3 separate regions of the Mus musculus genome follow, and regions 1 and 3 are each linked to region 2. The links are chromatin loops, found by intact Hi-C in ENCODE. Cell type or tissue: left cerebral cortex. All regions are shown on one strand. Each heading gives the region's core, and the rest is flanking DNA. Links, peaks and the distances in the headings are about the cores only.

Region 1 (9,937 bases), core at 3,123-8,122, 230 kb before region 2:
CTCAGAGGTAGACTTAGGTAGAATCATTTCTTTGCTCTGTCACCAGTGCCTGATGTTGAATGAATAAACAAATGATGAATGAATCTCCCTAGGAAAAGTCACATACAAGACTGAAACACATGTGACTGTGAGAAGAAAGCAATTGTTTCTCCTTTAAGCTGTTTTGGTCATATATAATTACCACACAAGGCAAGAGCGACTTAAATATGCCTCTACTCCCCAAAGCAATGCACAGATGCAACATTTTTCTCATAAAAATGCCAATACATCCCTTACTAAAATGGATAAAGCAATCCTAATAGCCACATGGTACAGGGAAAGATGCAGAATTGGCCAAGAGATCTTGAGAAGTAACAAGGATGGAGGCATCACACTTCCAGATTTCAAAACTTGTTATAATTAAAATAAGATGATGTTGACATATAGCCAGGCATACCGACCAATAGGAAAAGGTAGAGAGCCTAGAAATGAACCAACACATACTTACCAAACTGATCTTTGAGAACAGTGTCAAGAGTAACTAATGACTAAAGTATAGTTTCTCCCCACAATAGGAAAACTGGCTGTCCACTAAGAAGGGACAAACTTGTATCTCTAATTTATAGACATGAAAATTCAAAATGGGGAAAGACTTAAGCACAATACCTGGCACTATAAAACTTCTGAAAGAAGTTATGGGGGGAGCTGAATGGGAGTGACACCCACATTGCTTAAGCAATGGAAGCAAACCTGACTGGGATTACAGCCCACAGCACTTCTGCAGAGCCAAAGGACAGGCCACAGAACAGAAATATTTAAATTGTATATTTTAAATATTTGTTTATTTATTTATTTTATGTATATGGGTGTTTTGTCTGTGTATGTGTTCAACACATACATGCCTAATGTCTGCAGAGCCCTGAAGAGGGCAACAGATCCCTTGGAACTGCAGTTACAGATGGTTGAGAGCCACCATATGCATGCTGGGAACCAATTCCAGCTCTTCTGCAAGAGCAGCAGGTGTGCTTAACTTCTGAGACATCGCTCTAGCCTCCACAAATCCATGCTTTTGGTAGAGGATGAATTTATAAAATAAGAAACTCCCACAACTCAGCAAAGGACTTGAGAAGATATACAGATGGTCAGAAAATATGTGTTTAACATTACTTACTGTAGGGAAAGGCAAACAAAACCACCTTAAATTATCTTCTCATACATATTAGTGCAACCATAGTAAATAATAAATATGTGTGTTGACAGAGATGCAGAAAATCTGGAACTCATGGCCTATTGAAAAATGGGAAAACATGCAGCAGCTACAAAAAACACTGAGGTTTCCTCAAAACATTAAAAATAGAAGAGTTGTGTGATCAGTGAGTCTGCTCTGGGTATATATATGAAAGAACTGAAGTCAGGAACTCGAAGACACACTGGCCATCTCATGTTCACTGAAGCAGAATTTATAATAGACAAGACATGCAAACAACCTCAATGTGTATCAGTAGAGGAATAAGTAAAGAAAGTCACACACACACACTCACACACATGCACACACACACTCACAGAAGCATACACATACATATACTCATGCACAAATTCACATGCACACACACTCACATACACATAGACACACAAACTCACACACACATGGACACACAAACTCACACACACACTCACACATACACTTACACTCTCACACCCACCCTCATATACTCACACACACACTATTACACACAGTTTCACACACAGTCTCTCTCTCTCTCTCTCTCTCTCTCTCTCTCACACACACACACACACATACACACACTCACTATTAAGCCCTAAAATGAAAATATGAAGAAAATTCTATCTTGCTACAATATGGAGGTCATGGGAGACACACTAGATGAAATTACCCTGTCCAGAAGGATACATACTGCATGAGTTGTGTTTAGAGAGCAGGGAGAATGGGAGAGCAGTAGCTTGATGGTGCGGGCCACCACCACAAGGGTTCTATTGGCAGCGCGCTCTTTGTGCATTCCGCACCTTTCTTCCCTGGACTTTCCCGTCCAACACAGTTCTGTGTCCTTTACCTACTCTGTTCGCTGGCTTTGTGTTACCACGACAGAACAGCCCATAAAAGTCAACTGACTGAAGGGAAGCTTTGGTTGAGTTCATGGTGTTAGAGGTCCAAGTCCTTGGTCAGCTGACCATGTTGATTCTGTGTCTATGACAGTAAACCACCTCAGGAAATCAGAAAAGGGAAGGGGTGCATATACCCTCCACTCGACATTCAGATGCCATAAGTAAAAATAATAAAATAAAAAGTGAAGAGCCAGGCTGCTCCTTTCAAGAGCAAGACCACACAGCCCAACATCCTTTCACAAGACACTACTCCTGAAGGTTCCAGTACCATAGAGTCACAGCCTAGGTATTAACACCTCAGCGCAGGCGCCCTTTTAGGATAGTCGAACCCAGATGACAACCCCTGTACAACATAGACTCTGGTGTTTGATAGAGTCCTGGCATTTTGGAGATGTTCAGTTACAAAAATCTTTATGGGGATACCAGTCAGGCACCACAAAAATTTCCACTGTAAATTACGTAACTTAAAGAGATTCTTAGTATATTTCTGGGTGGTGTAACTTTGAACAATTTTAGACCTTGTTTAACATTGCATAAAGAAACTGTATACTGGCCAGCAGCCATCACCCTTGCCCCCGCAACACCTCCCTGAAAGTCACCAGCGTCTTCAGTCTCTATGGATTCCCCTGTGCACTGACAGAAAACACATTTTTATAATACAAGGGGCTTATAGCCAGAAACGATAAAGAATGTTAAGCTTGACAATAAAAAAAAATCCCAACCCACTCAACTTAAAATTGGGCCTGACATATTGCTAGTGGGATTGTAAAAAGGCCCAGAAACTTTGAAAAAGAGTTTAAAAGTTTCTCAAAATGTTAAGACACAGAGGCTAAACATAGAAATGCTATGTGACCTGATCATTTTAATCTTAGGGATATGTTCAAAGGAAATTAAAACCATACGTCCTGTCCACACAAAAACTGTACATGAGTGCTCATACAAGGTTAGTCACAAAAGCTCAGAAGTGGAAACAATCTAAATTTTCATCAACGGATGAGTGAGCTTTAAAAATAAGGTCTACCCCTACAGAAAAAATCCTCCTTGGCATTAGTGAGGAATGAAACACTGCAATACTGAAGACCTACTGTGCCTCTGAAGACCTACTGTGCCTCTGAAAGCTGTAGGTATTCAGATGAAAGTCCTCATGGTATAAGCTAATGTGACCAAGAGGCCCAGGAAAATGCCCAGCGTGGGGAAGCAGGGAGTGGGGTGGTGCTAATGTCAGTGACAGCATCCTCAGACACAGGACTGGTTAGGTCAAAGGCTTGGGAAAAGACATCTTGACAGCTTGAATTTCAACTCCAAGGAACTTCCCAGTTGGCTAAAATTTGGCTAAATTCACAGTTGGCTGAGATATATCTGATTCCAAATCATGACTTTTGTTGTTGCTGATTGGGTGGAGAAATGTTTCTAATTTTGTGATCCAAGTCCTCACTTCATGTGTGATAAAACTCCACATGTTCTCCCTGTGGAGTGTATCAGTAGGCATCAATCCAATGTGTAGAAACACTGATATTCTAAGGAGGTTTGAATCTGGTCTCTGGGAAGTCCAAGTTTGAGGCTCCTCCCTTGATGTTCTGTCAATGGATGTCAATGGATTCTTTGCCCATCTACTCAGTGGCAACACAGAGGCACACATTGGTGGAGAACTCACAGAGGAGAGTCTGCAAGCCAAAGAGAGTCCTGCTTGCCACAGTAACCTAACCCCCAAAAGACAACGCCCTTGGAAGACAGTCCAGGGTTGGCAAGATGGCTCATCTGTGAAAGTCACTTACCCCCAAGCCTGTGACCTGCCTTTGCTCCTGCTTGAATTCCTGTCCTGGCTATCAATGATGGACCATGATGTGGAAGAGTAGACCAAGCCCAAGAACACCCCCAAGCTGATTTTGATCACTGTTTTATCACCACAAGAGGGAAGCAAACTAATACAATATTGGTCGTATGGAAGTTTTTCCTTTATTCTTTCCTTAAGATAGGGATTTGGATGTGGTCTAGGATGGCTGCAAGCCCACAATTCTTCTACCTTCAGCTTCCACATTCTGAGAGTACAGACCCACCCCACTATACTGTCTAGTGGCTCTAATTTCCGTGTGTATGCGCGAGTGTGTGTGTGTGTGTGTGTTTAGTAACCCCCACAGTGTCCTAAAATGGCTGTACTAATTTATATTCCCCTCACAGTGCATACTGGTTCCTTTGCCCACTCCCCTGTTCTTGCCAACTTCTGTTATTTTTTGTTTTATTGCGTAGTTGTTTCAGCTGTGGTGACATTCACTCCCAGTGTAGTTTTGATTGGCATTTTCTTGATGGTTAAAGATTTTGAGCATTTTAAGTGTACTTTGTGGGTTATATGTCTGTCTTTGAGAACTGTCACTTGCTCCTGTTTAAGAATCACATGACTTAGTCACAGTTTAATATTTGTAGTCACTGCCTTCCTTCCTTCAGTTGCTTTATTGTTTTTAAACAATGTTTTTACTAATTCATGTTTGAAGCGGTGTGGTCAGATATCAAATGGCTATAATTTCATGCACTCATTTCTGGGGTTTTACTTTGTTCCATTGACCTACATGTCTGTTTTTTGTGCCAGTGCCATGTTATTTTTACTATAATAGCTTTTTAAAATTAAATTTATTTAATTATTCACTTTACAACCTAATATAAGCCTTTCCTTTCCTCCTGGTACTCCCTCAATAAGTCCTCCCCCCATTCTCCTCCCAGCCCCCACGCTGCACATCGAGCTGCTGAGGGAGGGACTGGGCACAGCCTCACCCACAGAGGACCGACAAGGCTGTCCATTTAGGTGTGGGGGATCCACAGGCAGGCAGGTCGGCAACAGGCTCAGGGACAGTCTCTGCTCCAGTTGTTTGGGGGCCCTGCATCAAGACCAAGCTGTCATCTGCTAAATATGTGAAAGGGTCCTAGGTCCAGCCCATGTTCGCTCTTCGGTTGGTGATTCAGTCCCTGGGAGCCCCCAAGGGTCCAAGTTAGTTGACTTCCTGTGGAGTCTTTGTCCTCTTCTGGCCCCTCAATCTTTAGCTCAGATGTTTATTATCAATACCATTAAGCCCCAAACAGGTCTCCTAATGATCTGCAACTTTAACCCAGCGGTTCTCCATCTGAAAGTGTGGGTCTGAGTATTCACACAGTTTCTGCCACTGAAGGGAGCCCTAAAGCATCCCTAGATCCCCGTTCTTACTGCTCCAGGGCGCCTATAAGCTGCTTGCTAGATTATTAGTATGCATTAAATCTTGGTTGCCTCCTAAGATCGCTGGTTTTGCAGTGGCTGTTCCTAGGTTCCTGTGATGCAAGCCTTGCCCACTCAAGAAAAGCCTAGGGAAAATCTGGGAAGGAGAAACAATTCCTTCTTGGCAGTACAGTCCCGATACCTCTAGGGGGCACTGTTGATCCCAGTTGTAGAATCATGAATGCACCAAATCCTTGTGCACCTTTGAGAAAACTCCAGTGCCAGGACAGCCCTGGATGCCAACACACAGCCACTCTGCAGTCAGCCATCTTGTGTTGTTGGATCCTAGCGGCACTTCATCCTTAAATACAAAGCAGTAAAAGTGTGGGAACTGCAATACGGGAACTACATGAGTCACTCCTATCGTGAGTTAATTTCTTGTCCTCCTCGCTAGAAGGTCAAATCCCAGTGTGCTTGGAGCTGGGTGCAACACTCCAAGTAGTTGCATGTGCATAAGGGATACATTGCTTGGTCTTTGGAGGTCCTTAGTGAAGGCCACCGGGCAGTTGGCTGGGTGGCCTTTTCCCTGTCCCCCTAACTGTGAGGTTAGGGGATAAAGAAAACACACGTTCCACAGTGTCTTTAGGGTTACATTAAGAGTAATGTGCTTTCTTCCATGTTTGACACAATGGGGCATTATGAGTGTTCAGAAGCTTGCATGAGTCTGCCTGAGTACCGTGATACTAACTACAATTCTGAAAGCCCGGACTTCCGGTGTAGCCCGTTTCCCGTTCCGGCAGATTCCAGCTTTAATGCTCTTAGTGGCTTTTACGAGCTATTCCCCACTTAGGCTGCTTCTCCTCTCCTAACCCCACAATCTGTGAACCCAGACAGTGAAAGGCTGAGCTTTGAAGGAAAGCCTTCCCGTGATGTGTGAGACACTACCTCCTCTTCTAGCATTAACGATCTAAGGCAGGGGACTCAAATGGAGCATACTGAGGACTTGGGAAAGAACTTGGGAAGTGAATGGACTTAGGAAAAAAAATATATCTTCATTTTCATGAACTTATGGTTTAAGTTTGGCTCCATTATAAAAATGTCAGTTAAAGCCAGTCATAGTGGTCTATGTCTATAATCTCAGCACGTGTGAGGCCGAGGAAACAGGAGGCTAGCCTGAGATACATAGTATCACAACAACAAATAACCAAGGACTTGGCTACAGCTCAGTGGTCGAGTGCTGGCTGAACCCGAGCAGGGCCCTGGGCTGGCTCTCCAGCGCCACACAGGGACATTCTGAGTGTGTTCTAATGAAGTTAGCTATGACTGAGACTTGGTCATCCATAGAATCCATGCATATTTTCATGTCACGTGCCAGTCATCAGTTATACTCCCTATGACTTCAGACTCACATAATTTAGACACACCAGTGGGTTTTGTAGTTAATGAGGAACCACAGAGAGGGTGGCCCATGACCTGGCACTCAACCGTGAGTGACCACAGGTTGTGGTCAGGTGAGTACTGGCACTAGACTGAAACATTGTTAGCGATTTAACAGAACAGTTTAACATCGTTTGAATGAGGTAATAAACAAACTGATACTTGTGTTTCATCTTTTTCTTTCATGTTTTTCATCTCATAAGAGATGTCAGTCTGAGATGGGTGGGAAACATAAATCGGACCTTCCCCACAGACTGAAAACAACCCACTTAATGAGGAGGACAAGAAGTGAACTTTAAAAATGCATTTGATAACTGTACTTTGACATGGTTAGATCCTTTGTATCGATACAGTATTTCCTGTGACAGAGGCAGTCAGTTTCACAGAGTGCCAGAAGCCAGGGTGTAGAGAGTTCAGTATTAATTCCAACACTGTTCTCTGTTACCTGTGCATTGCCAGGCCGGTCCCAAATCCATTCCTAGATATAATGACTGCTTTGAATCAATTTTGAGGATCAAGATCATTGTTTCCTTCTTTCACTTAAAAACATCTCTATTTTGGGACTCCAATCTTCCTTCCTAAGAGCACAGACTCCCATATTCATGTTTAGAGTTGGAATGCCAACGAGTTCCACGGTCCACAGGTTGTTGGCATTTTCTGGCTAAACTCCTAATCCTTATCCCTGAACCGCTGAAGCGAGTTGGGTGTCCACGAGGGTGATTTCCATTGTAAGATCAGAAAGTTATGAATTGAGCACACCGAGGAAGCACAGGATTTCTCATCTTTGTTGCTAGGCTTTTGTAGCCAGTGTCTCCATTTGTTTTATCTTCATGTTTCCATCAGGCTGGAAAGTTCTTATCTGATTTTGCTTGAAATCCAACTTTTCCATTAGAGGCCTTAATGTACTGCACACTGTCATGTCAGATTCTGTCTGATAGCTTTAATATTTGTGTCATGTCTAATAATGCTTCTTGGTAGTGTGCTTTTTCTTCTTGCCTTTTGTATGCATCATAAAAAGATGTGCATATTTTGTAAGCAATATTGTTAAAGTAAAAGGTCAGATAGCCAAGAAAAAGAAATACAGGTCTGCTTTGTCCAAGCAGGAGTTCAGGGGCGCCCAGTGTCCTTGCTCTTAGATCTCCTATCTTGTCTGAGTGCTGGATCAGAGGCACAGTCTTCTGCCACATCTCCTACCTATGATGAAGACATGGCTCACCTGTTCTAGTTTCATTCTGTTGCTGTAATATGACACTCTGACCAAAAGCAAATGGGGAGGAAAGGGTTTCTTTCATCTTACACTTCCAGGCCACAGTCCATCACTGAGGGAAGCTAGCAGGAACTCAAGGCAGGAACCTGAAAACAGGAATCGCATCACAGCCAAGGAAGCAGGAAAGGAACCATGGAGAACGACACTTGCCAGCTGATCCACTTGCTCATGTTTAGCTGCACACACTTCAACCATGACCCCATAAATTAATTGTGTTAGTGTTTCAAAGGTTTGGTTTTGTTTTGCTTTGTTTTGTTTGAATCAGGCTTTCTCTGTTTTAGCTCTGGCTGTCCTGGGCTCACTCTGTAGACCAGGCTGGATTCAATCTTACAGAGATCTGTCTGCCTTTGCCTCTGGAGTGCTGAGATTAAAGGTGTGTGCCACTACCTTCCGGAATGTTACAGAGTTCTTACACTGCCAAGTAATGCTTGCGAATCTGAAGAAAGAAACAGTACAGTGGACAATCTCATCTGCCTGTTATCCTTGCATAGCCTAGACCCACTGACTAGGGATGTCCTGGAAGTGTTGGGCTCTCTTACATCAATTAAGACAGGCAAGACCATCCCTCTCAGATACCTCCACAGACCAACGTGATAAAGAGAATTCCTCCATCAGGATTCTTTTTGCTCCTAGGCTGTGTTGGGCCACACCAACTTAAATGTTGGCTGCACCGAGCTCTTAGTTAATGCTAACCAGGACACCACCCTTCCCTTGGTGCCTTGACTTCCTGTCCAACCATACTTCCTTCCCTAGGTCTGTCATAGAGTCCAGTCTCTTGCCTTTTTGACACTACACCCTTTTTACCTTTTCTGAAATTAGGAATAACTGCTCTTAGAATTTGTACTGGCCTGTCCTGTACCCTGCTAATACTAAAACTCAGCTGAAGCTCAACTTCCTCAACAGAAGACAGGAAGACGTGTCCATCACACATTAAAATCTCTTCCTTTTTTGAATTCTTGTCCTGGTGTGACCTGGCAGATGGCCAGACGGCTAGATGGAAACGGGGACAGTTAGTGGAGAGCGTAGCTGGCTATTACAGCCAGCCTGGGGAGGAACCATGTTAGCTAGCACTGTTAAGCGGTGCCAAGTTCAGGGAGATGAATGAGGATTCACATAGCCACTAGACTGAAGAAGTGCGTCATTCGGGGAGTGTTAATGCAGTGTTGCTCCCTGAGTCAGGTATGCATCAGGTAGGCAAGAGGTTCAGAGAGAGGAGGAAGGGACGTGACAAAAGCCAAGACACCTTACTTTTGTAGAAAATTAATTTTTAAAAGATCACCAATAAAGTATTTCAAAATTTAAAAAGGCACAGGCATGTTTTATTAGGAAATTTCTTTAGATTTGTGTTCATCAGGAGGATCTTCTAAAGGTCTAAACAATGCCCACATATATGCATGTAAACATATGTATACACTTATATGTGCATATGTACATAACATTGGTCTAGTCCTTTAACTATGCTTAGAATCGCTTATTTGCAAACTTGCAGCAATATCCCCACTACCCAGGATTCAATGAAGAGTAAATGACTTAATGTTGGAAATATAAATAAATAATCCCTAGTAAAGTGCTTGCAAAAAAAATCTCCATTTTATTGTCAAGAAATTAAAGGTATGTAATATGTACATGTGATGGAGAGAGAGAGGAGAGAGAGAGAGAGAGACAGACACAGACACGGACACGGACACGGACACGGACACGGACACGGACACGGACACGGACACGGACACAGACACAGAGAGACAGAGATTAGAAGAGCTCTCTTCTTGCTTTTGTGCTTATGGGCTTTGCCCACTCCTTACCGGTATTTGCTGTTATAAAGGCAGAGCTGTGCTAGATTGCTCAGTGTAGCTGAAATCCATGTAGGCTGGAATCCCTGGTTCTCGAGGCCTCCTTTTTGGCTCTCTCTTTGCCTTTATAATGAGCTCCCTTGCCCACGCTATCTCAGA
Region 2 (9,937 bases), core at 3,008-8,007:
AACACTGGCCTGGGATAAACCAGCTAAAAGGAGCCCCTGCCTTCACTGGCCCAGTGTGTGCCAGGCTGGGCCAGCCAGCACATTTACCTGCTGACCGGACAGATGCTTTTGTGACCAGCAATGTCCACACTGCAGGACACTAAACTATACCTCTTATACCTCTTATTGGTGTTAGGGTGTTAGCAGGCTCTGTGACAAATCCTGAGACAGCTAACTGAAAAGGGGAGAGCTTTCTTATTGGGTCATTGCTTGGGAGGCTGCAGTCTGATTGGCTGGCTGGCCGTTTGGGGGCAGGTGGTGGGGCAGCATGTCATGGCAGCAGTGAGTGGCTAAAAACAGAAGAGAATGAAAGAGAGAGAGAGGGAGAGGGAGAGGGAGCTAAATCCTCTAGCTAGTCCCTAGTCCCTACTTTTTTTTTTTTTTTTTTTTTTTTTTTTTTTTGGTTTTTTGAGACAGTTTCTCTGTGTAGCCCTGGCTGTCCTGGAACTCACCTTGTAGACCAGGCTGGCCTCAAACTCAGAAATCCGCCTGACTCTGCCTCCCGAGTGCTGGGATTAGAGGCGTGCGCCACCACACCAGGCTTTAGTCCCTACTTCTTAAAGGTTCCACCACCTCCCAGGAGCTGCATAGACTGGGGAACCACACTTTCCAGAAAACTAACACCCCTCGTACAGGACTTGTGGGAAGGCAGGTGGGTGCAACCAAGCCAGCAGGGTGGAAACTGAACAGGGGTGTGGGTGAGGGGCTGAGGGAAGCCCAAATAGGAGGACCTCCTTGTGTCTAAACGGAAAGTAGGTGGAAGGCACCCCGTGTGGAGCTGTCACTTCTTACACACTGCCAGGTATGTAAGAAGAGCATCAGGGACAACCATGCGTAACAACCCAAAAGCAAGAGAAGGTAGGCCATCACAGAGAACAGAGTGCCCACATAGCTCATGCAAAGACACACTGCAGACAGAGAGTGCCAGAGCAGGGCTGCAGCACTGGGGGACTGGAGAAAGGTAGAGGCTACAGCTGGCAGCACACAGTAGCCTCCTTGGTAAAAACAACTTCTAAAGCAAGTTTGCCCAGCTGGGCTTTGTACCCATAAGAAATCAGAGAATGATGTTCAGGATGGGGGAGTGAGCCCACTAGAACCAAGGAGGAGTGTGCCCGAGTACTGAGAGTGGTATAGCCTCAGCCCCAAGACTCCTGTATACCCATTGAGACTTTCATAGCCTTAGTCTGTACTGTGTTGCTATAACAAAATAGTTGAGATTAACAACCTTATAAAGAAAAGAGGTTTATTTGTCTCTCAGTTCTGATAGCTGGGAAGCCCAGACAACATCATCATCAGTATCTAGGAAGGGCTTATGGGAACAACACAGAATGGAAGAGAATGGAAGGGGAAATGGCAGAGTATAAGAGAAATAGATATATGTGGTGGTCTTGCTTTATATCCCAGTGTCATGAGAATTATCCCAGTCTTATAAGACCTGGCCCACTCCCACCAGACAGCATTAACCCTTCCATGAGAATGGAGCTGCCCCCGCCACCACCACCACCACCACCTACCTTCCACAAGGCCCCATCCATTACACATTGTCCCACCTCAATATGCACTGAGGGCCAAGCTTCCGCAGCACCGGTAACAAAGCTGATGCACTGATGGGGGATGAGCAGGTAAAGCAGCTGGTGGATCCACCAGCTGTCTCTGGCAGACTGCAACAAAGAAGCCTGAGTATCCTAAGCAGTATATCTGCACACCGTGGTTAGAAAGAGAGTAAGAACTGATTGTGGCAGAGGCTGTGGGGCCCACCTGTTTCCCTCAGATCTCCGGTTTGCACAGGCCCACTCCTAAGTGCCTGCCTGCATCTCTTACCCACAGGCTTCCGTAACTTACTCCTTTTTGCAGCCCATCCAAAATGCAGTCCATATAAGTGGGGAAATTTAATTAGTGAAGAAATCAGCTAGAGAATGATGGAGATGAGTGTTAGGTACCCACATCCCTCACCATTGGTGGGAAAACCCAAAACTCCCCTTAGGGGTTAAGCCTCAGTTTCTCACATTAGCAACTGACTTACCAGTCAGCAGCTACCCAAGGTGTTTCACTATCAGGCTAAACGCTTGCACTTGAACCCTGTCCTATCTCAGAGCTTGCTTCTGAGAAAACTCAAAGTAAGTCAGACCTCAAGGGAAGCAGAAGGAAATTGTTGGGGCTGGAAGCCTGCCTTTGAATCCCAGCCCCTTCGGGTGTGAGAAATTCCCTGTTCCAGGAAGACTCTGCAAAAGTCAGTTGTGCATAAATTAAAGTATCAATGTCTGCAGTAAGACTGGGACAGCACTAAAACATGGCATGCTGTCCACATATCTGAATAAAACCAGGCTGGCAACAACCACTGGACAACATAGTCCACTGATGTGTCAGCCACTGCTAAACAGAAAAAAATGCAGTCTGAGTCAGAATGGCATTTCCAGCATTTGGCTTGACTTTGCAGCCATTGAGGGATGCTATCCTTGAGGGTGCTCTTCCTGCAGGACAGGATCCTTCCTTCGGGCATTTTCCAGGGACTGCCTAACCCTTCTGCAGGGGGAAATAAGCCTTGCTGAGCCCTGGTACCCATAACCCCGCCGTATTTCAGCTACTGTTTCTGACCGCTCTCTAGATACAGTCAGTAAGTCCTTTCCCAAGTCTGTGGTACCTCTCTGAAAAGCCACAGGGCAGGGGAGGGATAAGTAGGGGTGGGTGAGTGGGTAGGTGGGTTGTTTGGTGGGTTAGTTTGCTTGCTGTTCTAAGAATTGAACCTGGGGCTCTCAAATGCTGCATGAGTTCTCTAGTACTGATCTATATTATCTCTACCCCAACACATTTAGATTAAAATCCTGCTAAGCACTGAGCCCTGAAATTTATGAATCCCATCCAGAGAATTATTATTGTCTCCAGCTCACAGAAAAAGAAAGTGAGGCTTTCAGTGGCCAAGTAGCTTGCCAGGGGCAGCATGAGCAGGTGGGAAAAGGCTGGGCTGTGTGGTGGGTACTGTCCTCTCCTTCCACCATCTCTTAGCATCAGGAACTGTTTCTCCATGTGGGTAGTAGGTGATATGCAAGGGTCTCTGCCATATTGGGGTAAATCAGGGGGAGAATTTGTCAGAGAATGCCATGCCTGGCCTTCTCTGTCTCTCAGATCTGCAGGCTTTGTCCAGAGTGACGCTTGTGCTGAGGATGAGATAGGTGAGAGGTGACCTCTAGGCAGCACCTTTGCACTCAGTCTCCTTCCCCTGAGAACGGCTTCCTTGGAGTCCGTATTGGGGATACTAATGGAGATATTTGTGGAAAACCAGGTCTTAGTGCCCGTTTGCACTTGTCTGGTGTTCTGTTCCCCCACCTAAAACCATCCCAGCTTTTCCTCAACACTTTCCCGGGCACAGCCCTACAGGGCTACATTTTGACAGCCATGGGTATTGTGCTCTGAACTGGGTCTCTCACCAGCTTAAAAATAACCAGAGCTCTAACTCCCCCACTGAAGGAAAGCTGTGCCTTAATTCAAGGTCCTCCATTATGGAGCCTAGATGAGATGTGAGCTCACCCTACAGGATAGCCACAGGCTCCGTGCCTGTCCCATCCTGCCTAAGTCTGAGATGGTTGGAAGCTGTCGCTGAGCCTACGATCAGCCCTGTGCCCCATTGGTAGTCACACTGTCACCCAGAGCCAGCACCACAGTTTCACGACTCCTCTACAGTACCGAGCACTGAGCAAACCTCTCCCTTTCTGTGCTTAGGCAGTAGAGTACACTGCAGAGACTGAGTGCTGTAAAATGCTGTACAAAAGATTGCTAATGAACTCATTTTGCTGGAAAAGGTTGTCAAAATATTTTTACGTGAGACTTGTAGCAGAATCGTACTTCCACATCAACGTCTTAAAGAACAAGACCTGCTGGCGTCCTCTAGAGACCGCCCTCAGCAGAGAGACCTCCACACTGGCGGCAGTAACTAGGCTCCGCAGCAAAGACTGGTGGAGCCGGTTTCTGGCAGTCTCTGGGCGGTTGCTGTAGTCTCCAGGCTCATGAGCCTGGCAGATGACAGCCTTTGTCCCCATCTTGGGGAACGTTTAGGGACATTGTTTCCACTTTTCGAGCTCAGGGCACACGCAGTCTCCAGTTTCTATACGAAACTGGCTGAATGTGGTTTGGTCTCTTTCTGGTTGGGATTCGTTGCCTGTGCCCAAATAGTTTTCTAACAGGTCGAACTCGGAAAACAAGAGAAGATGGTTCTTTTTCCCCATCTATGTTCATAGAGAGAAACACTCCCGCCCCCTTGATAGCACCCACCTCGTGACTCAGCTTCTGAGGTCGGCAGCAGTCCTTTGTCAACCTCCCTCCTAACCCCATCAGTTAACTAGCCTGGTCTCTGTTCTCCGCAGGTTCTCTGTTCCCTCAGCTGAAACCATCAGAGGGCGTCTTCAAGGTCATCTTCTGGCTGGGCTACTTCAATAGCTGTGTGAACCCGCTCATCTACCCCTGCTCCAGTCGCGAGTTCAAGCGCGCCTTCCTCCGCCTCCTGCGCTGCCAGTGTCGCCGCCGCCGCCGCCGCCTCTGGCGAGTCTACGGCCACCACTGGCGAGCCTCGACCGGCGACCCGCGCTCCGACTGTGCCCCCAGCCCGCGCATCGCACCCCCCGGGGCTCCCCTAGCCCTCACTGCACACCCAGGCCCGGGCTCCGTAGACACGCCGGAGGCGCAGGCTTCGGTCTCCGGCCGTCGAAAGCCAGCCTCCGCCCTCCGGGAGTGGAGGCTGCTTGGGCCGCTACAGAGACCCACGACCCAGCTGCGTGCGAAGGTGTCCAGCCTGTCCCATAAGTTCCGCTCTGGGGGCGCGCGGCGCGCGGAGACTGCGTGTGCCCTGCGCTCGGAGGTAGAAGCAGTGTCCCTAAATGTTCCCCAAGACGGGGCAGAGGCTGTCATCTGCCAGGCTTATGAGCCGGGCGACCTCAGCAACCTCCGGGAGACTGACATTTAAGGACCGAAACTCAGGCTGAGGAGGGTGCTGGGGCCAGAGGTGGGGTGCTTTATAGGATTCTGCCTTCGGATCCAAAACTCTGACCAGGGTGGCTGCTCCATCTCACCTCAAAGCAACCGGAGCTGGACCTGGGGTCGGAGCACTCGGAAGGTGGTGGGTTATGGTGCCGCCTGCTGGACATAGTTGTCCAGAGCTCTTCCTGAAATGGAAGAGCTGCGGGATTCGCCCTTCTCATCCAGTCTAAGGAACTGTTTAGTCAGCTCCTGATGTCTAGGCAGAAGACTTCAAGTATGGCTACTCCCCTTGGGGGGGAAGAGGTACAAATTCTCGTTTTGCTGCTCCCAGGGAAAAGATCCGTGGACAGTTTTACTCCTTACTGCCACCTGGAGGAAGTCAATGGACCTACTGCCATAGGACCTGCCATACAGCAAGCTTTGGTGGTATATTGGATGCCCGCCATACAAATCTGTTGTTTTTGCCCTGGGCTCACTGCCCCCTTCCCCACACTCCTAACTGTATGAATCCCTCACCATTCCCACCCACCCCCCCGCCCCAGGGCCTTACTGTTTACACTGTGTACATAGTTCATTGTGCCTGTCTGTGCCCATCACTTCTCACTGGGATTCCAGGCTGCCAACAGGGGAGAGCCTTATTTATCATTTTGAGACCTATTTATTGGTAAGAGTACTTATATTTTGTTCAGACTGTGCAAACTGTCCATCTTTGGCCTGTAATTCATATAGAGCCTTCTTCTGAAATCCTTAGCCATCACAGGACAGTCTGTGTTCACCTTGCTGGTGTGTGGAGGGAAGGTCATATAGCTCAGAAACATACTTTGGGAACTGGTTTTCCCCTTTAATCCATGGGGTCACCACTGTCCTTTGGATCTTTTAGCAAGACTAAAGGACTTTGGTACTTTGTTGGCTTTTGAAAGTCACATAAGCACAGACTTTGTATCAGCTCCCCCACCCCCCCCACCCACCCCCCACCCCCAGGTGCATCTGCAATGTTTGAGGGCCTCAGGGAACATAGTGGCTACATCATGCAAGTGATAAATCGTTACAGAGGATCTACACACCCAAGCAGACAAGCGTGTGGATGTTAAGAAAAGCCATACCTAGCTGTGATGTTCCTTAGCTCTGAGTCGAGACATACATCCCATGGATCAGTCTCTGAAAAGAAAATATCAACCGCATGTATCCAACCTGCATGGGACTGATAACTGGGAGCAATCAGCCCTTAGAGGGACACCTTTCTAAACAAGACCCTGAAACTGGAAGAGCCAGTTACTGGCTCCAGCATGGATCGGTGTTGTGAACCAAAAGTTTCTGTCCTTTACTAAGGAGGTAGTCTGCCTGAAACTCCAAGCCTTTCTCGATAATTTTACAAGAGTAGTAGCTGGGATCAGAAGGAAATGGTTTACAAAGTGATCTGGGATCTGCGTTTTCAAAGCACCCAGTACAGAGAAGCAGTTATAGCAGGCACTGGGAATGTGCTACCTACACCAGAGTGCCCCTTTTGTACATGCTGGCCTCCTTGAAGCTAGGGGGCAGGCTTCTCACAGTGGAAGGATCCATGGGTCAAGTCAGAAATCAGTCAGTTGGTAGCCCCCAGTGTCAAGTTACTGAGCACTGATCTCTCTGGTAGAAGGGAGCCAGGTTTGCTTTAAATGCCAGCTTAGGTGTTTGGGGTCCCACTCAGTACTTGTGCTAAGCACAGCAGTCGTCCATGACCAGGCTTCAGCCCTATGCCCTGTGCACACTATTGCTGCTCACACCGGGAACTGAGCGTGAATGAGGAGCAGAAGGGTCTCTTCAGCAGAGGCCTCCATGGATCTTGCTTTGTAGCTAATAAAGCACAGCTGCTGACCTCACTCCTGGATCTGACAGGATCTCAGCAGAGAGGAGTAGATGGACTCATGATGCCCCTGGGTGGCTTCAGGAAAATCTGGGGAAATGTACCATTTCTTGGGTTCCTGGGGGCCATAGCCCCTTAGCCCATCCTACGAGTCTGACTAGAAACTGTTCCTGAAGTTCAGGTAAGACAGGAGGCCTTTGCCCTCATGTGATCTTGAAGGATAGGTAAGGCCTCAGGCATCTATGCCTGGTGAAGGATGGTCACAGGAGATGTGACAAAGACTGAAGCAAGCTTTAAAGGATGATGCTGTTTGTCTCTTAGCCTGCTTCCCACCCCAGGACCCTAAATGCCATCTAACCACTCACTTTTCCTTCCCACACTCTTCCTAGGATACTTTTGCAACTTGCCAGGGACCTCCAGTTTCCCTGGGCTCGTCCCTTGTGTTAATGACATCTAGCCTGTTGCAACATCTTCTCTAATGTAGAGAGTCTGCTGGAGCTGACTAGTACCCATTCATGTCTCCCTCTCCTTTCTCCTCCTTCCACACAGGCTCCCCTGTCTACTCTTAAACGGTCCACAGGGTTATATTCCTTTTCTCAACTCCTCACATAATCTCACCCACGCCACTTGTCAATGATCACACACAAATGACTCCCAAGTCTTGATATCTTGAGCTCCAGATGTGCATTCCAACTCTCCTCCACACACACCTCAGGGCCATTTACTTCCCACAAAGTCCCCTGAGCATGCCCTGCCTCCTCCTCTCCCCAACTTACTGGTTTTACATTGTTCCAATATCTCCCTCACAGATTCCCAGCTCAGAGCAGTCACCAAGCACACTGCAGCCTCTCAGGTCACTCACACCCAGCCTGTCCACAGTGCACTGAGAGTCCCTATGTCCCCAAGAGCAGATATGCCCTACACATCTATGGTAACACATGACCCACATTCCAATCCCAACCTCCTCCACCACCACCACCCCCCCCCCCCAGGCCCCTAGCATCAGCCAGTCCCTGGATCCCTCCTGTTCCAGTCATTGACAGGCCAAGGGGAAGTGTCTGAGACTTCCACCATCCTTCCTTGTATCAGTTCTGACTCCTTTAGAGCCCTCTTGACCCTGATTCTATTCCCATCTTTTTTATACCCCCGGGGGACTACATGGCCACCGTCTGTCCGCTTGGAAAGAATTCTTTTTATGAATTCCCGTCCTGCCCTGCTTCTTGTGGCTCCAGAGAAGTACAAATCCAGATGCTCAAAAGGCTAAGTCAGTCCTCAGGCTCTGCCTGGAATAGCTCACATGGGGCATAGCTCACATGGGGACAGATGGGGCCTTTTGAGGAGCTTGGTGCTGCCCTCCAGTGGTCTGGGTTTCCTGTCTTCCCTTCCCCCATCTAGACTCGTACCTCAAGAAGAACAAGGGAACTAAGAACTGTGGCCAGGGCAGAGACCTACATTCTAAAGTGACTGGTTTGAAAGGACCCACCCCCCACCCCCCGCAGGGAAACTGCAGGATGCATTTGGAATGAAGACAAGGGACCTGGAGCTCCCCGTGGCAGTAGAGTGTGTGCCTTTCATGCTTAAGGCCTTAGCTTCAATCCCCAGGATCAGGAGGGTGGGGGGAGAAGGTAGGGTTGAGGGTGGGGGGTGGGGAATATCAATACGGAGTCTGGGAAATGGAGCCACACAAGCTGGGCTTTGAAAGACAAGGGCTGGAAGGAAACATCGGCTGCACTTGCGCTTCTCCGTTGCACAGCTTTCTTTTGCCACCCATTGGCTCCATCAGAGTTTACATTCAGTCCTTTCTACCCTTCCAGGAACCAAAGGAAAAGTCCCAGGTCCTTCTCTGTTCTTCTCATAACATACCTTGACCAAATGGAGGTTTACTCTGTGTGTGTGCATGTGTTGTGTGTGTGTATGTGTGTGTTTATTGGGAGGATAACTGTGGAGTTCTATCCTTCCACCTCTTACATGGGTTTCAGGAATCAGATTCAGGTCCCTAGGCTCATGCAGCAAGCGCATTTTCCCACTGAACCAACAACCTGAGAGTTCCTTTGCCTGAGAATGAATCAGATTTGGCCCCATTCATCCTTTGAGTAAAGCCAAAGAGATCATAGGTCATTGGCTGGATCACAAGTTGGCTAATACGGCATCAAATCTAACAGAGTGAGGCAGATGGGAGTAGGAGGGTCACAGAGGACCAATGCCATCTGTGCACCAGCATGGGAGAGAGTGGGAGGAGCAGGGTGGGTGACAGTGACATCCCTCAGCACACTGGATCAGCTCAGGAGACCATGACTATGAAGGACACTGATCACTGCCTGTGTAATCCACGGCATTGCTTTTCTCACCTGACAAACGAAGGGGTAAATGGGCTGCTGGGACTGCCAAGCTTGCCAAGCTTGTGCCATCTGCTTTAAAGCTTTCATTGAGAGCTTTTCCCCTTTGTTGCGCCATGCGTGACCAGTGGCTTGCTGTTCAAGGATAAGGACAGAGAGGCTCTACTGCAGTGCTCAGCTAGCACCTGTCTCCAGTTACCCCGCATTAACTGGCCCAGACCCACACCTCTCCTACAGCTCTCACACAAGGCCTTCATGGCCAGAGGTAGATCACACGACTACCTTGCATGAAAAACTGGGGAAGTGGGTATGGCTAGTTGAAAGAAGTGGTCCAAAGTTCTGCCAGCCAAACCCAGCCTGCCACCTGACTCAGTACCACCCACAAACTGAAAGTGGGGGAAAGTCAAAAGAATACTATTTTATGGCATTATGTGAACCTGACCATGCAATATCTTCAGTTTTGCCTCTTGATTCACAAAACCTACATTTATTACCTTAACCTTTATAGGAAATCCTACTAACCTCCATCTTAGGATACCATAGGGGAATCACTGACTGCTTCCTGGACTACTACCTGGACCAGAACAGGGTTCTGCCTAGCAAGAAACCTCAGAAAAAATCAGCCCTAGTTGTCTACAACACTTGTATTCCGTTATTTAACCTTTTTACTGGTGTATATTCATTGTGCATAGTGATGAGTTATTTAATCTTCACACAGCATAAACTAAGAGTTAACCCCTCTTTCCAGTCC
Region 3 (9,937 bases), core at 2,799-7,798, 270 kb before region 2:
GGGTGGAAACTGGCTAATTCCCTGCACAGGGTTTGTTATAGGATTTTGTGAGGAAAGATGTGTTTGGTACCAACACAAGCATCCCCCTCTCTGGCAAATATCAGCCAGGGTTTGGTAAGAAAAGCTTTGCCCTCTCTCTTATAATAAATGACCAAGAGAAAAGAACTAAACTTTAATGAGAACCCAAGATGACGAGAGTCACTGTCCAGAGCACATAAAAGCCACGCAAGTTGGAGTACTGACTGACAGAGAGGGCATGATAAAGGTCAAAGGTCAGCCTAGCGCTTACGAACACGCCTGCTTTAAGAACAGCAATAAGATGGGCTGTAATACTGGAGCACCCTGGGTAATTAGAAAAATAAACTGAAAGTGGATGGCCAGGAGAGCAACAGAAGATGCTGGGCTTTAGTTAGCACACTCTTCCACGCACTGGGAGGGAAGTGTCAAGGCCTTTTCTTGCTGGGCTGAACTGGGAACGTGAGGTAGTGCCACTGTGAAGGGTCTGTCTTATAGAGAGGGACAGCCTCAGGAGCAGAGGTAATGCCTGGCAGGTCTTGTCACATGGTCCAAGCTAGGCTTAAATCTCCTGCCTCAGCATCCCTCATCTGGGATTACAGGTGTGCATCATCACACCAAGGTCTCTTGCCTTTCTTGAAGTTTGTTACGTCAGTAAATGAGACTCCTTTCTTGTTTGTTGAATCATGTATCTGTCCCTGAGGGCCAAGGAATCTTTTTAGAACTTAAACATTTTTGAGATATAATTATTTCCCTCTTCACTCCCATTTGTACTCTTTCTAGTTCATGGCCTCTTTTTCCCATAATTGTTGTTATGTTTGCATGTACATTAGACACACACACACACACACACACACACAGAGCCTGCTCCATCTGTATAACATTGCTTGTATGTATGCTTTCAGAGCTGACCATTTCGTATTGGCTAACCATTGTGCTCTTCTCTGGGGAAGGCTGCTCCTCCTGCTCTCGGCTTTCCTTAGTTGCCTGTGGTTCTCTGTTCAAGGTCGAGGCTTTGTGAGCTTTCCCCTGTCCACCTGTCCGCGTGTCCGCATGTCTGTCTGTTGATGTTGTCTTTAGGCAGCCATGTTGTGAAGCATTAGTTTCTGGCGTCCCTAAGAGAAACGATCAATCTCACAGCAGACTCCCTGTTTCCTGGACTCCTACAATCTTTCTGCCCCTCTTCTGTCTCGAGGCTTCGGAGCAGCAGTGTATTGCAGATGTATCAAAGGGGACTGGGCTCTGCAACTCTGCACTTGTACTGCGAGTTTTCTGTAATGGTCTCTGTCTGCTGCAAGAGAAGTTTCCTTTATGGGGCAGCGGGACTCCACTTCTCTGTGAGTGAAAGGACAAATGGAGGGCAGCTAGGGATTGTGTGGGTTTTTGTAAAGTGGCAGCTGTAGATTATGCTCCAAGATTGCATTCTGTTACCTCTCTTATACAGCCCAGGCCAAGCTACCCAATCAAAAACATGCTCCAGAGACATGTCCATAGGCCAGTCTGATGGAGGCAAGTCCCAAATGAGACTCCTACAGATAACTCGGTTACGGAGAGGGAAGAGGAAGAGAAGGAGGGAGGGAGGGAGGGAGGGAGGGAGGGAGGGAGGGAGGGAGAGAGAGATAGATAGATATATAGAGAGAGACCTAGAGACTTGTATTGCACAGAGCACATTTCTCCCAGCATACAAAGAACACGCCCCCCTGAATGACAACATATTGAACTACAAAAAAGAAAAAAAAACTCAACATATTCCAAATAATTATTTTCCACAATTTTTCTTCACAATGAATAATAACTGGGAGCAATCTGTGAGTTAACAAGGAAAACATAATAAAAATCAGATGAGTTTGGAACCACTTTTACTTACTAAACTGTAAAGGCAGTCGTCATTGTCAAGTAAAACTTTAATTTTAAAATGGACTCATTAGAAAAAGAGGACGGAGGAAAATCAATCAAGTCACTTGCTGGAAACTGAAATCCAGAATAACCCACATGTGAGGGAAACAGCTCATCAAACCGAAAATCTCCTAAACACAGTGTTCCTACTGTGGTCACTCAGTAAATCAAGGTAAGTGGTTTTGAAGCCCAACACTCTTTCTAAAGATGGACTGTGAATTGGATCATGAGGAAACAATCTCAGCATAGTGTGGCTTAGGTTGGAATTATTTATATACACATATGATGACATTTCCAGGAACATGGTCAAGGATAATGTGTTCTAACCCACCCAAACGCCAGTGCACTGGAAACCAATGAGTATGTGAACTGTGACATAGTCTCTTGACATAAACTGCAGAAACAACGAGCAGTTACAGCACCCCATATCTGCACAGAGGAGCCTCACAAACTCAAGCAAAAGGACCAGTTGCAGAGGTTTTGATGTGCAGTAATATATTCACGCACAAGATGATGCTCCAGGGACACATGCATTCATGGTGAATGTATGTATGAAGGCACAGAAATCACAGCTGATAGATCTGAGATGTCCAAGCCTGAGGAACAGGGGCTGGAGACAGGATCCTGGAGGAACCAGAGAGGAGTCAGAGCAACCATGGGTGTGGACTAAGGGATTGCATTTTAAACCTTGGTGCTGGGTGTGTGAGGGTGCAGCTCACTACTGTTCACCCTCTTCTGTAATTTTAACCATCATGCACGGGCACTGTTACACATTTGCACACCCAGCACAAATCTCTTTCAAAAGGCTTTCAGGTCTCAAATCTATGCTCCATGCTCTGGAACCTTGCTCTTGCCTGACTGTTGGACTTGAAGCCCATGAGGGAAGTGGATGGCTGTGCCTAGCACACATAACCAGCAGGCTTTAGCTCTTCCATTTGTGTGGGCTGCTTACTGGGTAAATGGAAAGATCAGCTGGCTCTCTGAAAAACCGCATGCAAGGGTGTTAGCTGGAACAGTTGTACCTGAGGCCTGTCTGTCTGTCTGGGGGAGGTGAAGCAGAATCACGTCCCATATCCGTTTCAGCTTTTCTTCTAAAGCCTTTAACCACAGCACGTTGGTAGAAGTAACTATAGTCACCCTGTGTCTATAGCACATCGAGTTTAACAAAACGATGTCTTTAAGCATCGTTCATTTAAGGCACTGGGTGTAAACAAGGTAGATGTTGGCCTGCGCCACAGCTGAGTCCAGGAGAAGCTGCATAAAGACAGAACACTTATGGACTCAGCACTTTCCTCCCATGGACTCACACCATAATCTCAGATTCTTTTTTTCCCCATTGACAGCCTTTCAGTGAAGGGTGAAAAGAGCCGATAATGTTTTAGCTACAGAAATCTCCTGACGTCGCTAATGAACTCTTTTCAATTGCTTTAGGCTCACTTCTAATGGAAATCTTTCTTGATATATGTATTTATAGCCCTATTCACCAAGACCCGTCCACCAAACCCTTCCACGCACATATAATTATCCATCTAATTACTGTTACATGGTGTTGTTATCAGCCAGGCTCTGCTGCGCTGCACAGGATGAAGAACACATAAAAGCACGGCCATGAGTAAAGCTCTCACTGTGTTTCTGCAAGCCTGGGAGCTGGGCAGAAAAGACCGTGACTTCTCCTTTGCCACAGGGATGCCTTGTTTCTGTTTGGCCGTGCACTTGGGGACGTCGACGGTTGATGTCCAGAAATTTCAGGAAAGGAAAGGGTGGGCTGTTTTTGGCAAAATGAATTGTTCCTGTCAGTTAGGGCTGCTGGATAACAGATTTCTGCATGGCCGAGAGCAGGAGATCTGAAGTTGTCAATCCAGGCAAGGGGTGAGTGAGATGTGGTGAGCTCCTGCTCTTTTTTTCAGGGATAGACCTTGGGAAGGAGGCTGGGTTCAGAGTAGAAACTCGGTGCCCTGTGGACAAGGTGTTCAGACACCTTAAATAGCCAGATAACTACTGATGGTGCCCATGGCTTCTTAGACACATTCCCAACTGTCCAGCCCTCTGCCTTGGGTGGACTTCCCTCACAAGTTCCCCCAACTACCTGGCATGGCTTAAGCCAGGGGAGCTGTGATAATTCACTATATGCCAACTTGATGGGTGTGCTAGGCATTTGGTCTCACACTGTTCTAGGTGTTTCTATGATGGAACCTGGATGAGGTAAACATCTAAATAGATCAAATAAATCAAACTGCCCTACTAATGTGGGTGGACACCATCAAATTAGTTGTGCATAGAAATTGTGACCTTCATTGAGGTAATAGGAGAGTCCTACTGCCTGATGGCTTTCAGGCTTAGATATCCCAAGCCTTTTCTTGCCTTGGCACTTCATTGGAAATGAAGTAGTAGTAGTTCTTCTGGTCGAGTCTCCTGCCCTTGGGATTGGAACCGCCCCTTTGGATCTCCTAGTCTTTAGTTTGTATTGGGAAGATGGCGTGAATCTGTTCAGTTACAGATATGGAGAAAATGAATCCGTTTTACTCCACAAAGTAGAATTCAAGAGTGTGTGTGTGTGTGTGTGGGGGGGTGGTAAGGGACAATCAGGAGGAGCGCTGGGGACAGAGAGCTGATAGCAACTTGGAAAAAAGCGGGTACATGAAGAACTCAGTCTAGTTTGGACCTCAGACGGACTGCAGTAGGCACGACTTCTGCGGATACCCTTCTTTCTCACACTCCAGCCTCTCTGTTGTGGGCTAAGCCAAGAGTGAACCTACGGATCCCATCCAGGATGCTCGCGCTTTGTGGGAGGAGGATCAGATGCCGCCGCTAGGCGGCGCTCCGACCACGGGTACCAACTGCATAGTGCAAAATGTTCTCAAAGTCCTGTCTAAGGCAGAGCCTGTCAGCTCCGCCTGTTCCCAGTCCTCCTACCCATCGCTGCTCTTCCTGCCTAAGTGGAGGTGTGGTGTTGGAATCTAGATCGCGTGGAACCTTAGGACAGGGCATATCTTTTTACCCTGTTGGAAACCTGGCTGAGGGATTGGTCCTGTTGGATTCCTGAGAGCTAGCAAATATAGACAAAGTTCTCTGTTTGGGTTATACTCTCCCCGCAAGCCCACTTGACAGTGGCCTCCTCCACAGAAAGGCTTACCCACGAGTAGACCCTCTGCACCTCCGCAGATTTTCCCATCTGTCTTGGGAAAACACCGGGTAGAAAACACCAGAGCCCCTGTGGATCAGTGATAGTTTCTCTCCAGACGAACTTTAGAGTCCACGGGCATACAAGAAAGGTAATTAAGGAATCCCTATATTCAGGCCAAAGCTGGCTGCACAAGTAAGTCTGTGTAATGTTGAGTGTTGCGCAGAGCTAGAAACTTAATAGATGAAGAAGGAAAAGGGGAAGGGGCGGGGCAACTAGTGTTCCATACTTCGGTACAGGAAATAATCCTAGCTAGGATCACCCTAGTAATCACCTATAATCCAATCAAAATCAAACGAACTGAGCTGAGTCCAAAGAATCAACCAAATGGTAATTTTGAATGGCAATCAGCTTCTTTAAACAGTGAAGGGCTCCATTCTTCCACGTTCAAAACTATGAAGTTACGGAGTTTGTGGTGTAATATGGAGGGCAAAGAGCAGTAACCTGGAGGCACTGATCTGCCCTTGCCCATATGACCCAGACCGGACAGTTTACCCTCTTACACCCAGGACACTTCCTCCCATCAGAGAGCAAGAGAGCATTTATATCAAGAACGAAGAGTCGAAGAATCGTTGACTGTTTGCCCATTGCATCCGTAGAAACAGGAAATGCCCAGGCAACTCAGTAGCTCCTGAACTGAATCAATCACAGTTGAGTCAGCACTGTTGAGAACATAGCGCCTCTCAAAACCTAAATCTGTCCAGTGCTCCATCAGCAGCCAATGCTGTGCTTTAAATTTAAACAGGAAAGGCAGTGTTTGGGGTCTTTGGGGTTGCTATAACAAAACACCACAACTGTGTAGAACTATAAACAACACACATTCTCTCAATTCTTGAGGCTGGGAGGTCCAAGATGGAGGAAATGGCAGATTCACTGACTGGTTTGAAGGGCTGGCTTGCTGGCTCATAGTCAGGACCTTCTCAGGGTCTGTTCACTTGGTGAAAAAGGCTAAATATCTTGATGGCTTCCCTTTTCTACAGCATTAACACCAGTCAGGAGGACTTTTACCTCCCAACTCCCCTCACAGTTCAAAACTTAACACAAAAAATGTAGGTGTGTGTGTAAGCACAAATGTTTAGGATACACACAGCAGACACTCTCATTAGAACAAGCAAAGTCTAAAGCTCAAAGCATTTTTATTTCTGCTTGAAGATTTTAAGATTCTGTACATTTTTAAAGATTAGCAATTATAAAAAGCTTATTCTCAGATATAACAGAATAAAGCTAGAAACCAATGTAAAAAATATCTGGATAAATTCCCCTGAATATCTATAAATTAGACGATATATTTGTTTGTTTTGAGACAGGGTTTCTCTGTGCAGTCCTGGCTGTCCTGGAACTCACTCTGTAGACCAGGCTGGCCTCAAACTCAGAAATCTGCCTGCCTCTACCTCCCAAGTGCTGGGATTGAAGGCATGCGCCACCACTGCCTGGCAATATATTTCTTTATAACATACAATGAGGAAAAACAGGCTAAAGATGAATTAAAGATTACTTTGAAAAAGTTAAATGCTCAGATACAATCTATTGAAACACATAGGCTGCAGCAATCTCAGTGACTAGAATTTGTAGCAGTGTAGTGTAGTGCAGTGTAGTGTAGTGTAGTGCAGTGCAGTGCAGTGCAGTGCAGTGCAGTGCAGTGTAGTGTAGTGCAGTGTATTGGTGTATACCCTAGAAAGGAAGATGTGGATCCCATCAGCATGGGAGCCTTTAGAAAGAAGAGAAATTTAAATCTAAAGCAAGACAACCCCCCCCCAATCAAACCAAGCAAAAAGCAACAACAACAACAACAATAAAACCAAACACAAGTGAATAGAAAAAAAATCGATAAAGTTCGTGTCTAGCCTGCTAACTATGGAAAAAAAAACCCACCCAAATTGCCAATATCCAAGATAAAAGAGGGGTCATTGTTAGTGATGCCTGGATGTTGTACAAATTACTGAGGACCACTGTGGACACCATCATGTCCACAAATTTGATAACTTGGACGAATGGACCACATACTTAAAGGATATTATAAAAACCCATTTAAGACAAATTGAAGAACATAATATCCCTGTTCCTGTCAAAGGACTGAGTGAAGATCCTGTGCATTTTAATAAAGATCTTATTTAGTTTCGAAAAAGACCTCACATAGATGCGGCTGGGTACACCATCACTAAGTAGCTGAGCCTGACCCTGATCCTTCTGACTCTACCTCCCAAGCATGAGGCCAGCAAACCCAGCCATAAATAGCTTAGAAATCAGATGTTTTCATGAGTTGAGAAGGGGAGTGGGTGTGGTGGCTCACACCTCTTTAATCCCAGTGGAGGCAGAGGCAGATGGATCTCCATGAGTTCAAAGACAGCCTGATACATAGAGTGAGCTCCAGGCCAGTGGGTACGAAATCCTGGGACCTCCTCTCAAAACAAAACAAGAGTTGAGAAAGAAGGAAAGTTCCTTAAAGGCAGGTTTCTTTTAATGTTTCTATTTGGAAATGTTGTGATTTGATACTGGAAACTAAAAACAGAAATCTTTTACTGCGTTTACACTGTGCAAACTGAGAAACTAACTACAAGCTGTAAAATAAAGAAAAAATTCCTGTTAACTGGAGCATTCATAATTTCTCCTTAACGTTCATAAAACATTAACTATTTGTTAAAACCACGGAGTAAGACTGCCTGAGTTCAAATCCTGGCTGCACCGTCTGTTGGTTGTGTGGCCATTGGCAAGTTCATCTCTCCTCTCTGGGCCTCAGTTTCCTCTGTTGTAAAATGGGGACAATAATGTAGTTGCCATGAAGAAAACTAGATAATCTGCATTATAAGTCAGATCGGACTATGAAATTTGATGTTTTCAAGGCTGAAGAACCATTGCTCTGCCCGGAGTTACAGTCCTCCACCAGCCCTGAGCTGATGAAATGTGAATGGTTTAGTATATAACACATAGTAGCGAATATAGTGATGTAGGGGTTATGAACAAGGAATACACAACAATTAATAAACAGTTAAAAAGCCAAGCAACGCCACTCTTTGTGAAATGTAAATAAAATTGGAGACAATTTTGTCTTTAAAATTAGCAAAGCTTTCTTTTTTTTCCTTTTAGTTCTTTGAGATCTTCATACAACATGTTTGATGGTGTGCAACCCCTCCCCCAACTCCTCCCAGATCCACCCCTCCCATCCCTAGTTACCCAACTTTGTCTCCTATTTTCTTTTAAATCCGTCAGGATCAGCTTATGCTCCCCAAATAGTCTTCCACTGCAGAGTGCTCAATGTGGCAGGGGCCACACTCTTAAAAAACTGTCTCCTTTCCCAATAGCTCATAATTACCCACATCTCCACATCTAGGGGTGGGATTGTATTCTCCTCTCCATGCTGGGATTCGGTCTGGCGTGGGCCCACACAGGTCTTTTGCATGCTGTTGCAGCTATTTTGACTTCCTACATGCAGCTGCCCCACTGTGTCTGAAGACATTGTTTCCTTGCGGTCACCCACCGCTTCTGGCTCTTAGACTCTTTTGGTCTCTCTTCTGCAATGATCCTGAGCCATGTCCGGTGTGGGGTGGTGGCTTATGTTCCCTTTAGGGCTGAGCCTTCTGTAGTCTCTTATTCTCGGTAGCCTGGCCAGCTGTGCTCAGTATGTTAATTACCATCTAGTGCAAACAGAGGCTTCTCAGATGAGGGTGGGGCGTGCATTGCTGTGAAGGGGATGTGAGAAGGGGCCCAGGAAATCAGGATGGATTGGGTACTTCTTCCCAAGTTTCCCTTTAAGCCGTCAGTTCTGTTGCTTGCGAGGAAGCATGAGAGGCCCTTTCGTTTCCTGTCGGGGGTCTGGAGTCCATGTCACCTATCCTCCTAGTAAGCAAATGAACGGTGGAGAACAACCATGCTTGTCACCCGTTACTTGTGCTTTTTAGGGGTTGATTTGAAAAGCATAAGTCAATTTTTTCAGAGAGATATGTGTGGCGAGGTTTGCCACAGCAGGTTTTATTTATTTTTTTATTGCTATGCTGAAACCCAGAGCATGCTGGGTAAATGCTATACCACTAAAGCCATATCCCCAGCCCCCACAAGCCCACAGAAGAGTTAATGTCCAGCAGGGAGAGGATATATTTTACTGCAACCTTATTTGACATACACGCAGTCAGAAATGATTTTAAATACAATTTAACAATATAGGAAAATACAATACAACATTAAGAAGAAAAAAAGTTCAAACTGCATGTGCTTTGCTCCAGATTTTTGCAAATAGGTTGCACTTGTAACTAATGAATATGTTATAATCTCAGAAAACACTTATTTTTTTTCCACTTATTTATGATGCTTCCTGTATACACAGAATAAACCCCGAGAGTCTCAGATTTGCATCTGTAAATGAATATATGTTTAAAATATGTTTGTAAATGAAAATAAGAGTGTGGACGGACTCAAATCCAATTGGATTTAAGTGGAAGATGGACAGAAAAGGCAAGAGAGGGGCAGCATAGAAGACTGTCTGCAAATGTTCCAGAACTGCAGCTTGGTTACGATTGCGTCCCTCCCACTGAGAGTGGGGCAGAGGCCTGGGGCACTCTCTGCTCAGCTCTGGCTCTGCGCTTTCTCAGAGGGGCTGAGGGGCAGCGGGAAGAATGGAACCTCTGTGCCCGAGAGTCGTCCTAGTATTGTTTGGACCTTGGCTTCACGCTGCAATCTGGGGATGATGATGATGACGATGACGATGATTTATTTTATGTGTGTGATTGCTCTGCTGCCTGTACACCTGCATGCCAGAAGAGGGCATCAGATCCCTTGTGAGTCACAATGTGGTTGCTGGAAATTGAACTCAGGACCTCTGGAAGGGCAGCCAGTGCTCTTAACTGTTGAGCC

Evidence for each region. A loop is a pair of places that touch in the nucleus more often than their neighbours do. Peaks named below come from ENCODE experiments on the same cell type or tissue, not always from the same donor. Only the 100,000 strongest peaks of a DNase experiment are listed, where the experiment ranks them.
Region 1: it touches region 2 in a loop (10-fold over the local background); 16 of 42 quality-filtered maps call a loop at or near these places.
Region 3: a loop joins it to region 2, with 8 times the contacts of the local background. A loop is called at or near these places in 39 of 42 quality-filtered maps.

What each region holds. Positions count from the first base shown.
Region 1 is chr2:131,766,641-131,776,577 of GRCm38, reverse strand. No RefSeq gene overlaps it. Among named protein-coding and RNA genes, the nearest start is that of Gm30986, 31 kb to the right of the region's middle. In left cerebral cortex, for the core only: CTCF peaks have their summits at 4,000 (motif pointing right) and 5,488 (motif pointing right); DNase peaks (open chromatin) are centred at 3,522, 4,010, 4,265 and 5,510; H3K27ac peaks cover 354 bases.
Region 2 is chr2:131,541,001-131,550,937 of GRCm38, reverse strand. It overlaps Adra1d (adrenergic receptor, alpha 1d), which reads left to right. Exons shown (of 2, transcript NM_013460.5): 2 at 4,398-5,581. The coding sequence ends at 4,993. The region is part of intron 1 of Gm39938 (a long non-coding RNA gene); the gene reads right to left. Among named protein-coding and RNA genes, the nearest start is that of Gm39938, 7.7 kb to the right of the region's middle. In left cerebral cortex, for the core only: CTCF peaks have their summits at 3,949, 5,257 and 6,520; DNase peaks (open chromatin) are centred at 3,801, 4,312 and 5,291; H3K4me3 peaks cover 1,368 bases; H3K27ac peaks cover 1,934 bases.
Region 3 is chr2:131,807,738-131,817,674 of GRCm38, reverse strand. No RefSeq gene overlaps it. Among named protein-coding and RNA genes, the nearest start is that of 5330413P13Rik, 35 kb to the left of the region's middle. In left cerebral cortex, for the core only: a CTCF peak has its summit at 4,735; DNase peaks (open chromatin) are centred at 2,840 and 4,745.